3 separate regions of the Homo sapiens genome follow, and regions 2 and 3 are each linked to region 1. A link is a contact called in ENCODE Hi-C or POLR2A ChIA-PET data. All regions are on one chromosome and are shown on one strand. Each heading gives the region's core, a stretch centred on a gene start or an enhancer-like site at or near the end of the contact. The rest is flanking DNA. Distances are from core to core; before and after follow the strand shown. Region 1 holds the start of SNX3 (sorting nexin 3). Region 2 overlaps SCML4 (Scm polycomb group protein like 4). Region 3 has its middle 31 kb from the start of LINC00222.

Region 1 (3,482 bases), core at 650-3,149:
TTTCCACTAGGTTTATGTATGAATGTAGTTCCCCAGGTGTACTGAAGTCTGGATTTTGCAGTTTCCCTATGACAACATATCCTATGATTCAATTTTTATTTATTTATTTAGAGAAGGGATTTTGCTCTTGTTGCCCAGGCTGGAGTGCAATGGCCCGATCTAGGCTCACGGCAACCTCTGCCTCCCCAGTTCAAGAGATTCTCCGGCCTCAGCCTCCCGAGTAGCTGGGATTACAGGCATGCGCCACCACACCCGGCTAATTTTGTATTTCTAGTAGAGATGGGGTTTCTCCATGCTGGTCAGGCTGGTGTCGAACTCCTGACCTCGGTGATCCGCCCAGCTCGGCCTCCCAAAGTGCTGGGATTACAGGCATGAGCCACCGCGCCCGGCCTATGATCCACATTTTACACATCCATAAGAAGACAACAGTGGCTTGAAACATTAAACTATTCGTTTCATATCTTAAAGTTTGATTAACTTTTTAAAATCAATGCTAACTACGTAAGAATCATTTTTTAAAAATACTTAAGTTTCACAACAATGTGAATATACTACTGAGCTGTATGTACACTTAAAAATGGTTAGGATGGTAAATTTGATTTTTGTGTTTTTCACGACACAAAGTGTGTAAGTTAATGAGAATTTTTTCACTTAAATGTTAATAGTAGCTTGTCATATAAATTTTGATTAAAGGAAAAATCGCTTTACACTTAACTTTTAATAATTTGCTGTCATCTTTAAATTAATGTAATTAATTTTTAAAGATGCTTCCATACATGGGCAAATTCTTTAATCCTGAATTATAGAGTGAAAGTGAAGCACTATTTTCAATTAACATCTTTCAAATCATCTAAATTATTGCCAACAAATACTAGTTATGAAATTAGGTATATTTTATTTCTGTTGATTTCTTTATTCAATTAAGTGCAAATCTCGAATTAAGAGAGCAAGATCCCTAGTCTTTTCTTAAAGCAACTGTAGTTCTGGATTATGAGGTAGGTGACACCACACCTCAGCCTTTGGCAGGGCGGTGGCCCAAAATGCTGAAGTCAACCATGTCCAATCACCCTTCTGGTCTGGCTCAGCCCTATCAAAAATTGTCAGGCTTCTGTGAACTTTCATTAAGTCCCGTTCAGAAGACTGCACAACCCAGGTTACTTTAGCAGCTCGGGAAGGGCCTGGAGCAGCCGGGTTGGCTTGCTACCTCTGGGAAGTCTCCAGGAAGAGAAAACTGGGAAAAGGCTTTAACTTTGCGCAAGCCCCTTTTCTCTGTCAACATCTCTTTCCCTTCCCAGCGAAGGGATGTGTTCTCGAAAGATCTACCCCTTTCCAACTCAAATGTCATTCCCTGATCAGCTGCTGGAGGGGCAAGCGGCGCTCAACCCACGCCCTCCTCTTCGAGCACCTTCTCCAAGTGCCAGCGCGCCGGGCTCGCTCTGCAGCCCCCCACACCAGCCCTACAGGAAGAGGGGCCCTGGCTCACGACCCCGGCCCGCCTCTGCAAGGGGGCTCCCGGCCTGGGAGGCTGTGGCTGCCCGCGGGGGTCCACTCCCGGGTCGAGTGGGGGTGACCAGAGCCAGCGGGAGGGGTTTCTTGGGAGAGGGGAGAGACGGCCTCACCTTGACCCTGATTTCGTAAGTGGTGAAGCGGCCCCGGCCGACCCCCACCGTTTGCGGGTTGCTCACATCGATCTCGAGGAAGTTGCTGGGGGGTCCGTAGGCGTCATTCAGGTTCTGCGGCTTGGTGATCAGCCGCCGGGTGTCAGCCACGGTCTCCGCCATTTCGCTGTAGCTGCTGCCGCCGCCGCGGGCTCCCTCCGCCCCCTCCGCGTTCAGCCGCCGCCGCCGCCGCTGCTGCCCGCCGTGGGGACACGGGGCTCGCGCGCAGCGGTCGCGAAGAGAACGAGCACGTAGAGCGGGCGTTCACCCCGCACGCGAAGCTCCTCCCCGCGCCCCTCAAGCTTCCGCCTCCGAGCCCAGGGGAGAAACGGCTCACTAGCTGGAACGCCACGCCCGGCTCCCGGGAGGCCCGGCCGAGGCTGGGGAGGGGCACTGCGGACTGGGGTGTGAGGAGAAGCGGTGTCATGGGACTCGGGGTCGCAAACAGGTTCCGGCCGGACTACAGCGCCCACAATGCACCGCGAGCGCGCCGCCGCGGGGCTGCGGCCGAGGAGGCGAGGACCCAGACGCCCAGAGCTGGCGCTTCCTGTCTCTCTGCGCCAGCCTCGGCCTGCGGCGGGGTAGAGCGCCGGAAACGGCTTTAGCGGCTTTGGGAATTGCGGGCGAAAGTTAAACGGAGAGATCTTAGAGATTTGCCCGCAAATCGAAACAAAACTGCCCCTACTAACTCTGTGCCAACCTGTGCACCGTCTCACTGTGAACCCCTGAAAATGCCTTTCTGGAGAAGGTTAAGCAAATGCCTGAGATGATTTTGCCATAAACCCGAGCGTTGCACCAGACACGCGTCTGGATTGATAGGTTGAAACCAGTAAAGTGGGGGAGTGAAATAAAAACTAAAGCCCTAGTTAAATCCTAGCATTATGGTCAAATCGATTTTGGAGACAGGTCGGTCCGCTAAAACAAAGTAACAGTAGACCGGCTGCAAGCTGCTTTGGGTGTCCACTTTCGTTTCTCACGAAGTCCTGATAAGTTTTTTTTTTTTTTGAAAAGTATTAAACGTACCTCTACAGGACTGGAAATGCAACTCACATGAGCCTTTTTAAGAAACGGGGAGGAAGGCCGGGCACGGTGGCTTATGCCTGTAATCCCAGCACTTTGGGAGGCCGAGGCGGGCGGATCACGAGGTCAGGAGTTCGATACTAGCCTTGCCCACATGGTGAAACCCCATCTCTACTTAAAAATGCAAAATTAGCTGGGCGTGGTGGTGCGCGCCTGTAATCCCAGCTACTCTGGAGGCTGAGGCAGGAGAATCGCTTGAACCCGGGAGGCAGAGGTTGCAGTGAGCTGAGATCTGCCATTGCACTCCAGCCTGGGTAATAGAGTGAGACTTTGTCTCAAAAAAAAGAAAGAAAGAAACGGGGAGAAAACCCAATTAATTAGGTCCTAGTTCATCTCTTATGGTCCAATGGGAAATGCAGATTTTAAATGTTGAGATACGATACATTTCTATCTCTGCCCAGAGAGTTATCCCTCACAACTATTTCTGCATTTTTTAATATGTCAAGTTTAACACTATAATTACTTTAAATAACCTGATCTTCCCCGCCCCCCTTTTCTTTAGATTTTAAATTATTAGTAATTATTTGTGGAGACGGGATCTCACTGTGATTCCCAGGCTGGTCTCCAACTCCCAGCATCAAAGTGATCCTCCCGCCGTGGCCTCCCATATGTGCTGAGATGACAGGTATGAACCACCGTGCTTGGACTGATCTGTCCCTTGAACTGCAAATTTCTTTTCTTTCTTGCTTTTTTTTTTTTTTTTTTTTTTTTTTTTTTTTTGAGACGGAGTCTCGCTGTGTCGTT
Region 2 (3,482 bases), core at 371-2,870, 540 kb before region 1:
TGAGCCACTGCGTCTGGCCCCTACACAAACTCTTTAATTAATCAGCTCTTGCCATGCTTTTGTCCGCTTCACCTCCTCACATACAATGCTGTTCTCATTCTTCTTTTTCTAGCTAAATTGTCTCCATCCCTCACCCAATGCCAGGCCCTATCAAATAAAAATCCAACCACAGGAGGCATTTGGGTTGTAATAGCAATATCAGATTGACTTCGTTTCTTGATTCTGAATCTTGGACCTAGTTGTGGTTGGGAATTCTACAGTGTGTCTTGTTAAATGCCCAAGTCAGGAAGCTTTTGTTATCCAAAACCTCTTTATAGCTCTTGGTGATTATATCTTGGATGAGAGACAAGGAAGAGCTCTCAAACTTTCACCAGAGCATCAGCAGACACCAGGAAAATGTGCCCTGTGAACACATCCCCTTGGAGCCCACTGGCAGCGGAGACAGACGTGATATATCACAACTGCAGGAAGCTAAAGGTAAGTACCGCCAGAGAGAGAAGGCTGAGGAGTTTGTCAAGTCATCAATACCCACCCTTCTGCCTGCAGCCTCATGCAGTTTTCTGGCTTTTGTGGTTTTAAACCATTTTGATTAGTACCATGGGGAAAATGCCATTTCTAAGTCTCTTCCATGGTTTATGACTTGGGTCAAACTCCCTTAAAGAGGTATGGTTTTTTTGATGATAACTGCTTTTTACTTGGGATGGAACTTCAGAGCAATATTGAACAGTCATTTGGGTGGGAGGGTGGGGTGTGGGGGGACCCACAGCAGGCACTAGGCTGACAGCTAGGTGAGAAATGGGTGAGGACGCTGGCGGTTTCTCTCCCACTTTAACATCCTGCCACTCAAGTCAGCATGGTTTTTATCTCCATGGTTTCCAAACATTTTTAGTTGTGCAAATTTTGTTTAAGCAAAGCACATATAGAACCCCACTCTGCAAATGTGAAAAGGCCCTGCTTAAAGAGAGGGAGGGCACCTGGAGTCCTGTCTGCTCTTGTTCCATCTTCTCCATCTCTTAGAACCTTGAAAGCCATCAGGCATGATTTGAAAACCCCTGGGGTTGTTTTGAAAGACAGGCTTTGGAGCCCACTGAAGTCAGATCCTGGCTTAACACTTGATTTACCTTCTCTTGAACCTCTTTTTCTTTATCTTTAAATCAAATATACCAATACCTTTTTATAAATATTAAATCCTAAACATATAACTTATAATAAGTCGGAAACTGTCTGGCCCCCTTGAGTGTAGGTGTTCAATAAATAACAGTCTGATACAGGCCTCAAGCCCCCCTTTGCCAGGGCTGTGGGGGGTTCAAATATGAATAAGAGGCTTCACAAAGCTGAGGGTCTGTTCCTTTCTCTAGGATAGAGTAAGAACTATAGATGAGGAAACAAAGTGCCATGGGAGGAAAAAGGAGGGAGTGAGCATTTCTGATCAGACTTCCCATTGCCTACTCAGCGTTACTTTGCACTTCTTCCTCTGTAATAGCAGCCCTAACTTCCATCTGGAATCATGGTTGCTAGGAATGAAAACCACATTTCCCAGCATCCCTTGCAGCAAGTGGCCATGTGACTACATTTTGGTCAATGAAATGTAAGCAGAAACGGAAACCTCTTTCAGAGACACTGGTGCTATCCTTCCTTCCGTCTTCTCCCCACCCACTTCCTCTGTCTCACTGCTGAGAATGTGCATGGCTGACTGGCTGTTTCTGGTACCTGCGGTTTTATTTAGCACCCTGAGGAAGGCACTGGTTAAAAGGAATCTTTCGGCTGGGCGGGGTGGCTCACGCCTGTGGTCCCAGCACTTTGGGAGGCCGAGGCAGGCAGATCACGAGGTCAGGAGATCGAGACCATCCTGGCTAACACTGTGAAACCCCGTCTCTACTAAAAATACAAAAAAAAAAAAAAAAAAAAAAAAAAAAAAGCCAGGTGTGGTGGCAGGCACCTGTAGTCCCAGCTACTCAGGAGGCTGAGGCAGGAGAATGGCATGAACCCAAGAGGCAGAGCTTGCAGCCTGGGTGACAGAGCGAGACTCTGTCTCAAAAAAAAAAAAAAAAAGGAATCTTCGGAGAATTAAAGTGTTAACAGACCTACAAAGGATGAATAATTTCATTTTTCTTCAGTGTATCACAAAGGCTCAACAGTGAACTTCAACTGATACATCACATAGCAGCTTTTCTCCAAAGAGGTTAGGTGGCTTTGCGATTTTAAACATCCCACAGTCCCGTGGTGGGGGTCCTGCTGATTATGGACAACTGGATTTCAGGGTCTCAGGCAAAGTTCTCTCTAATATTTATTTTTATTTATTTATTTTTTGAGACAGAGTCTAGCTTTGTTGCCCAGGCTGGAGTGCAGTGGCGCAATCTCTGCTCACTGCAACCTCCACCTCCCGGGTTCAAGCGATTCTCTTGCCTCAGCCTCTCAAGTAGCTGGTATTACAGGCGTGCATCACGACACCCAGCTAATCTTTGTATTTTTAGTAGAGACGGGGTTTCACCATGTTGGTCAGGCTGGTCTCAAACTCCTGACCTCAAGTGATCCACCCGCCTTGGCCTCCCAAAGTGGTGGGATTGCAGGCATGAACCATCGTGCCTGGCTGGTTCTAATACTTCTAAGTTATTAAAAAGACAGCCAGGATTCAGGGTTCAGGTATTGATGTTCTTGGGATGAAAGGCAGCAGGCACAGGTGGACTCCGTGTCTCTGATCTCATCCCAGATCCTGACAGGCAGAAGGGCCTGAGCTAGGGGGCCTCTCCTGGGGTGCAACCAGGCTCCAGCAGAGAGGCTTTCTCAGAGCTGGAGGCTGAGGAAGGGTCTGGGCTGCCCCTCGGCCAGTCGTCTGGCAAGATTACTCAGACTGTCAGGGCCTGATTCCAGGATGATATGAGTTAGCTCTGTGTCCCCACCCAAATCTCACCTTGAATTGTAATAATCCCCATGTGTCAAGGATGGAGCCAGTTGGAGATAATTGAATCATGGGTTTGGTTCCCCCATTCTGTTCCTGTGGTAGCCAGTAAGTCTCACGACATCTGATGGTCTTATAAAGGGGAGTTCCCTTGCACAAGCCCTCTTACCTGTCACCATGTAAGACGTGCCTTTGCTTTCCCTTTGCCTTCTGCCATGATTGTGAGGCCTCCCCAGCCATGTGGAACTGTGAGTCCATTAAGCGTCTTTCCTTTACAAATTACCCAGTTTCGGGTATGTCTTTATTAGCAGAACAGACTCATACACAGGAGAACAAAGGGCCGGTATGGGGATGAAAGTGAAGGACAGGAGGACATCCTAGGGCTCAACTGGAAGGAGGTGTGAGGGGCTGGGGGACAGGAGCTATGCTGAAGCCCTCTGAAGAGCCCTGGATTCCCTGGCCCTGGGTCACCAGTTGGACTGAACAGGGCAGACTGTTGTTGAGTGAGTGATAGAAGTTCTCTCCAACCAAATCATGCCTCCCTCTTACTGCTGGAAATCCTGCATTTAAGACATAGGGCTGA
Region 3 (3,482 bases), core at 512-3,011, 520 kb after region 1:
AACCAGGCTTCTGCCAGGCGCCCTCCACCCACTCCATGCCTGCCCTCTCCACCCACCCCCTCCTCTACCCCCTCCCCTTCACCACCTCCCACACCCTCTTCACCCCTGCCCCTAAACCCCCACCTACCCCGGGGTCTAGTCCTTTGGGGGGAACATGAACTTGGCCTTCTTTAGAGCAGGCTGACCAATGGCTACCTCCATTCAGAAATGCTTGCTGTAACTCAGGACATCCTGTGTTGGCTGTGTCCCAAAGTCCAGGTGAAAATCTCCCGGGCCTCTGCACATCTTAGGAAGGAAGAGGGACCAAGCATCTAATGAGGTCTCTGATCTGGAGAGGAGAAGCACCTTGAGCCAGGGAAAGCCTCTTCCAGCACAGACAAGGCAGCCCTTTCTTTAGTGGGTGTCCTTTTCAGAACCAGGTGTTGCTAAGATTTAAAAGGTATTCTGTTTGCTAATTCAACTGAAATACACACAATCCGCCCCCAGTGCTGGGTTCAACATCTTTTTGCCAAGGCGGTTTTTACAAATGCTGATGAACCACTCCATGTGGCTTCCTAGGCAAGCACATTCCTCAAGCATTTTGACACCGGCTAATGATTTAAAGTCCCTTTGGCTCCATAAACAGTGGAGGCCGGCCCAAAGTGTTGGCTGATTAGAAACCCACTGGGCAGGCTCGCCCAAAAGGGCCTGGGGCTGGGTGAGCGCTCTACCTGGCTTCCCTCCTTGGGTGAGGAGGAGTGGGGTGGAAGGAAGGTGAGAAGGTGGTGCCCCTTTTCTGGATCTCTTGGTTTCCCTTTGACTCTCCATCTAGTATTCTCTGCATACACACACACTCGCACACACACACGCGCACACACATGCACACTCATATGCACACGCACACTCGTCTCTGCCTATGACTGTTCGATATCTTGTTGAATAGGCTCTGTGAAGGGCTGGGGGAGGGGCACATGTTGGAGAGAATGCCTACTTTTACTTCACTCGCAAAGATTCATCCCAAATTCTGTGGGGGTGTGTTGGCAAGGAGGGGAGGCAAGACTAAACAGAGGGGATAAAAACTTGCATCCGCATGATTGCTTTTTAAAAATATGACAACTTGTGAAAGCTTTATTTTCTGTTTATAGTGAAAGGCATTTCTTCTTGCCATTTACAGAGCAATTCTGCAAGAGAGCTTCAGCAAAATTCCAAAACAATCGCATCGAGAGTCGGCACAACGCAGGTCTCCCGACTTTGACTGGTTCCAGACGAAGTTTCTTTTGTCGTTTGCTAGCCTCCAGGGATGCAATCTCTACACTCTCTGTGGGATGGAGGGGGAAGGTGAGTGGAGGGAACATTAAATATTAGGAAACCCGAAGAAAAAGCAAAAGCAACTGCTTTCTCAGGCTGCCCTTCGGAGGTTCGTAGTCCGGGAACGATGAAGGGAGACTGCCACCTATGGGCCAGGTTCCAGGGACGCCCGCACGTGGCGTTCTGCGGGACAGACGCAGTCTTAAGGTAGAAGGGAAGGCGTCTTCATGGGACAGTGAGTCACCGCACACTCTGCTTGCAGGCAGAAGCACTCTTAACTCATTCAGGACAGATGAGCATTTTCCCAATTTAAAGGACACTTTTTTTTTTTTTTAAACAAGAGTGTGATCTTGTAAGCCAAGTTTTGTAATACAAACAAAATAATGGAACTGACACCCCAGGACCCACCATTTAAATTAAACAGATGTTCAGTTCAGTTTGGCTGCTAGGTTCCACAGTGGGATCCACTCCAGCACTATACCTGAAATTGTGTGGCTGCTTAACAAAAATGAATCAGCATAATGAATCAGAGATAAACATCCTCTTGCCGTGCCGTCCCAGTAGAAAAGCAACAGGATAAATAACAATTGGGCAAATATCAAACCCATTCCAGCAGATGCCTGTGGGTGGGGGCAAGGGAAATGAAAGTGGAATCAGACACAAAGGGGAATATAAAAGGAAGCACAGTTGTAAAACTAGAGAGGGACCTCACATACAGTCACGGTAATGGGATAAGAACTGAGGAGTATAATTCAATCACCTCTGCTCCCAACGTGAAAAAGAAAAGTTATATGCTTTGAGCTTGGCAAGTGGGAGACGGCTACTGTGTTATAATGGTTCCAATGGTATCATACAGTTGTCCTTTGATATTTGAGATCTATGTGTTCGTGAATAGCAAATCCTATTATTCCCATTGTCTTCCATTATAAAATCAGATCTGCCACACAACACCTATACGATACTGGATTTAGAGTAACCAAGCAGTCCCGACTCCTGTTGCAGAGAAGGGAGTGGTGTAGGTATTTGTGTGTGCATTTTTTTGTCTGAGTGTGTGTACATGTGCATGTATATGAAAGCATGTGTGTATGTATGAGTGTTTAAAAAAGGAGCTCAGGAAGGATTATGGTTCTGTCACTCCAAACCAAAGGAGATTTAAGGTCCTCTGCCCAGCATTGTAGCACCTAGAGAAAAGCTAACCCTGTCCAGGGAGGCATCTCCCCTGAATAGGCACATGTACTGAATAGGCACACTGCCTTCCAGACCCATCAGAAAGGCAGAGTTGGGCTGTAGAGTCTTCAACAGAAATCAGCAAGTAAAACTTGGGATGCTAGAATGGTACTGTACTTTCAGCAAGTGGCAAAGGAAACACAGGAAAGAATCCAACAGAAGCAGGATGGGGATTTTCTGGGCAGACTAGTAGGCTGGGTGAGGGAGAATAACCCAGTGTTGCACTCTATGTATAATCCACATTTTGTTTGCCCATTTTGCTCCTGAAGGACCTGTAGGAGACAGGAGCTAGGCCAGAACTGTTCTCTTAGCCCCACCAACTAAGGGTTAGTAGCATCAGTTCCTAAGTGAAGAAGAACTGGCAACCGATACCAGAATCCATCGAATGTCCTTTAGGGTTCTTTATACATAAAAACATAAATAGTGCCAAATTCTCATTAGTAGCTCAGTTGCTCTTTAAAAAAACACTCCTTTTATCTTTTATGAAGTGTAAGTTCAAGAGTCTTTCTAGATGTTGTAATATTCGGACACCTGGTTTAGGAGGCCTCTCTCTCCCCCCTTCATATATGTGAACCATAACCAGGAAGATCTGAGTATCTTTAACGTATATTAGTAAATTATATATACTATCGTTTCATGTACTTTACATTTTATGTAAATTATATTGTATAAATATTTATGTTGCATCTTTCTAGTTTATCATTACACATTTTAGATGTATCCATGTAGGTGATAAGGATCTAGTTCACTCATTTTAATGGCTGTGCAGCATTGCATTGCATGAATAATCCACATTTGATTTGCCCATTTTGCTCCTGAAGGTCAGGTAGCTTGTTTCCACTTTTAAGCTATTACCCAGAGTGCTGAAAGAATGTGCTTTTGTTCATATCTCCTTGGACCCACGTGTCTCTTGGGAACTTCTAGACATATAGTGGCAGAATTTTTGGTCATAGGTTATGCATTAACTT

The links. Hi-C counts contacts between places; a loop is a spot of excess contacts on that map. ChIA-PET counts read pairs that join two places held with the same protein, here RNA polymerase II (POLR2A). Pooled maps may share reads with other maps.
Region 2: a loop to region 1 is called in a map of CD8-positive, alpha-beta T cell, with 2.3 times the contacts of the local background. The contact joins the enhancer-like site here to the promoter of SNX3 in region 1. A Hi-C loop is called at or near these places in 1 of 168 maps with a recorded cell type or tissue (CD8-positive, alpha-beta T cell) and 6 of 50 pooled maps. POLR2A ChIA-PET finds 5 or more read pairs at or near these places in 2 of 52 experiments (CD8-positive, alpha-beta memory T cell and WTC11).
Region 3: a pooled map shows a loop between it and region 1 (3-fold over the local background). The contact joins the enhancer-like site here to the promoter of SNX3 in region 1. A Hi-C loop is called at or near these places in 5 of 50 pooled maps. POLR2A ChIA-PET finds 5 or more read pairs at or near these places in 3 of 52 experiments (CD4-positive, alpha-beta T cell, WTC11 and naive thymus-derived CD4-positive, alpha-beta T cell).

The regions. Positions count from the first base shown.
Region 1 is chr6:108,259,141-108,262,622 of GRCh38, forward strand. It overlaps SNX3 (sorting nexin 3), which reads right to left and starts at 1,900. Exons shown (of 4, transcript NM_003795.6): 1 at 1,620-1,900. The coding sequence starts at 1,781. RefSeq lists silencers at 1,478-1,587, 1,698-1,957 and an enhancer at 2,085-2,920.
Region 2 is chr6:107,715,256-107,718,737 of GRCh38, forward strand. The region is part of intron 6 of SCML4 (Scm polycomb group protein like 4); the gene reads right to left. Among named protein-coding and RNA genes, the nearest start is that of SCML4, 110 kb to the right of the region's middle. RefSeq lists a silencer at 1,521-1,670. Within about 2 kb of position 1,621, at least 6 of the 41 ENCODE cell types and tissues checked have a DNase peak (open chromatin) inside an H3K27ac peak, as active enhancers do; they include CD8-positive, alpha-beta T cell, where a contact is called at or near this core.
Region 3 is chr6:108,781,035-108,784,516 of GRCh38, forward strand. No RefSeq gene overlaps it. Among named protein-coding and RNA genes, the nearest start is that of LINC00222, 31 kb to the left of the region's middle. RefSeq lists an enhancer at 1,332-1,381. Within about 2 kb of position 1,762, at least 22 of the 41 ENCODE cell types and tissues checked have a DNase peak (open chromatin) inside an H3K27ac peak, as active enhancers do.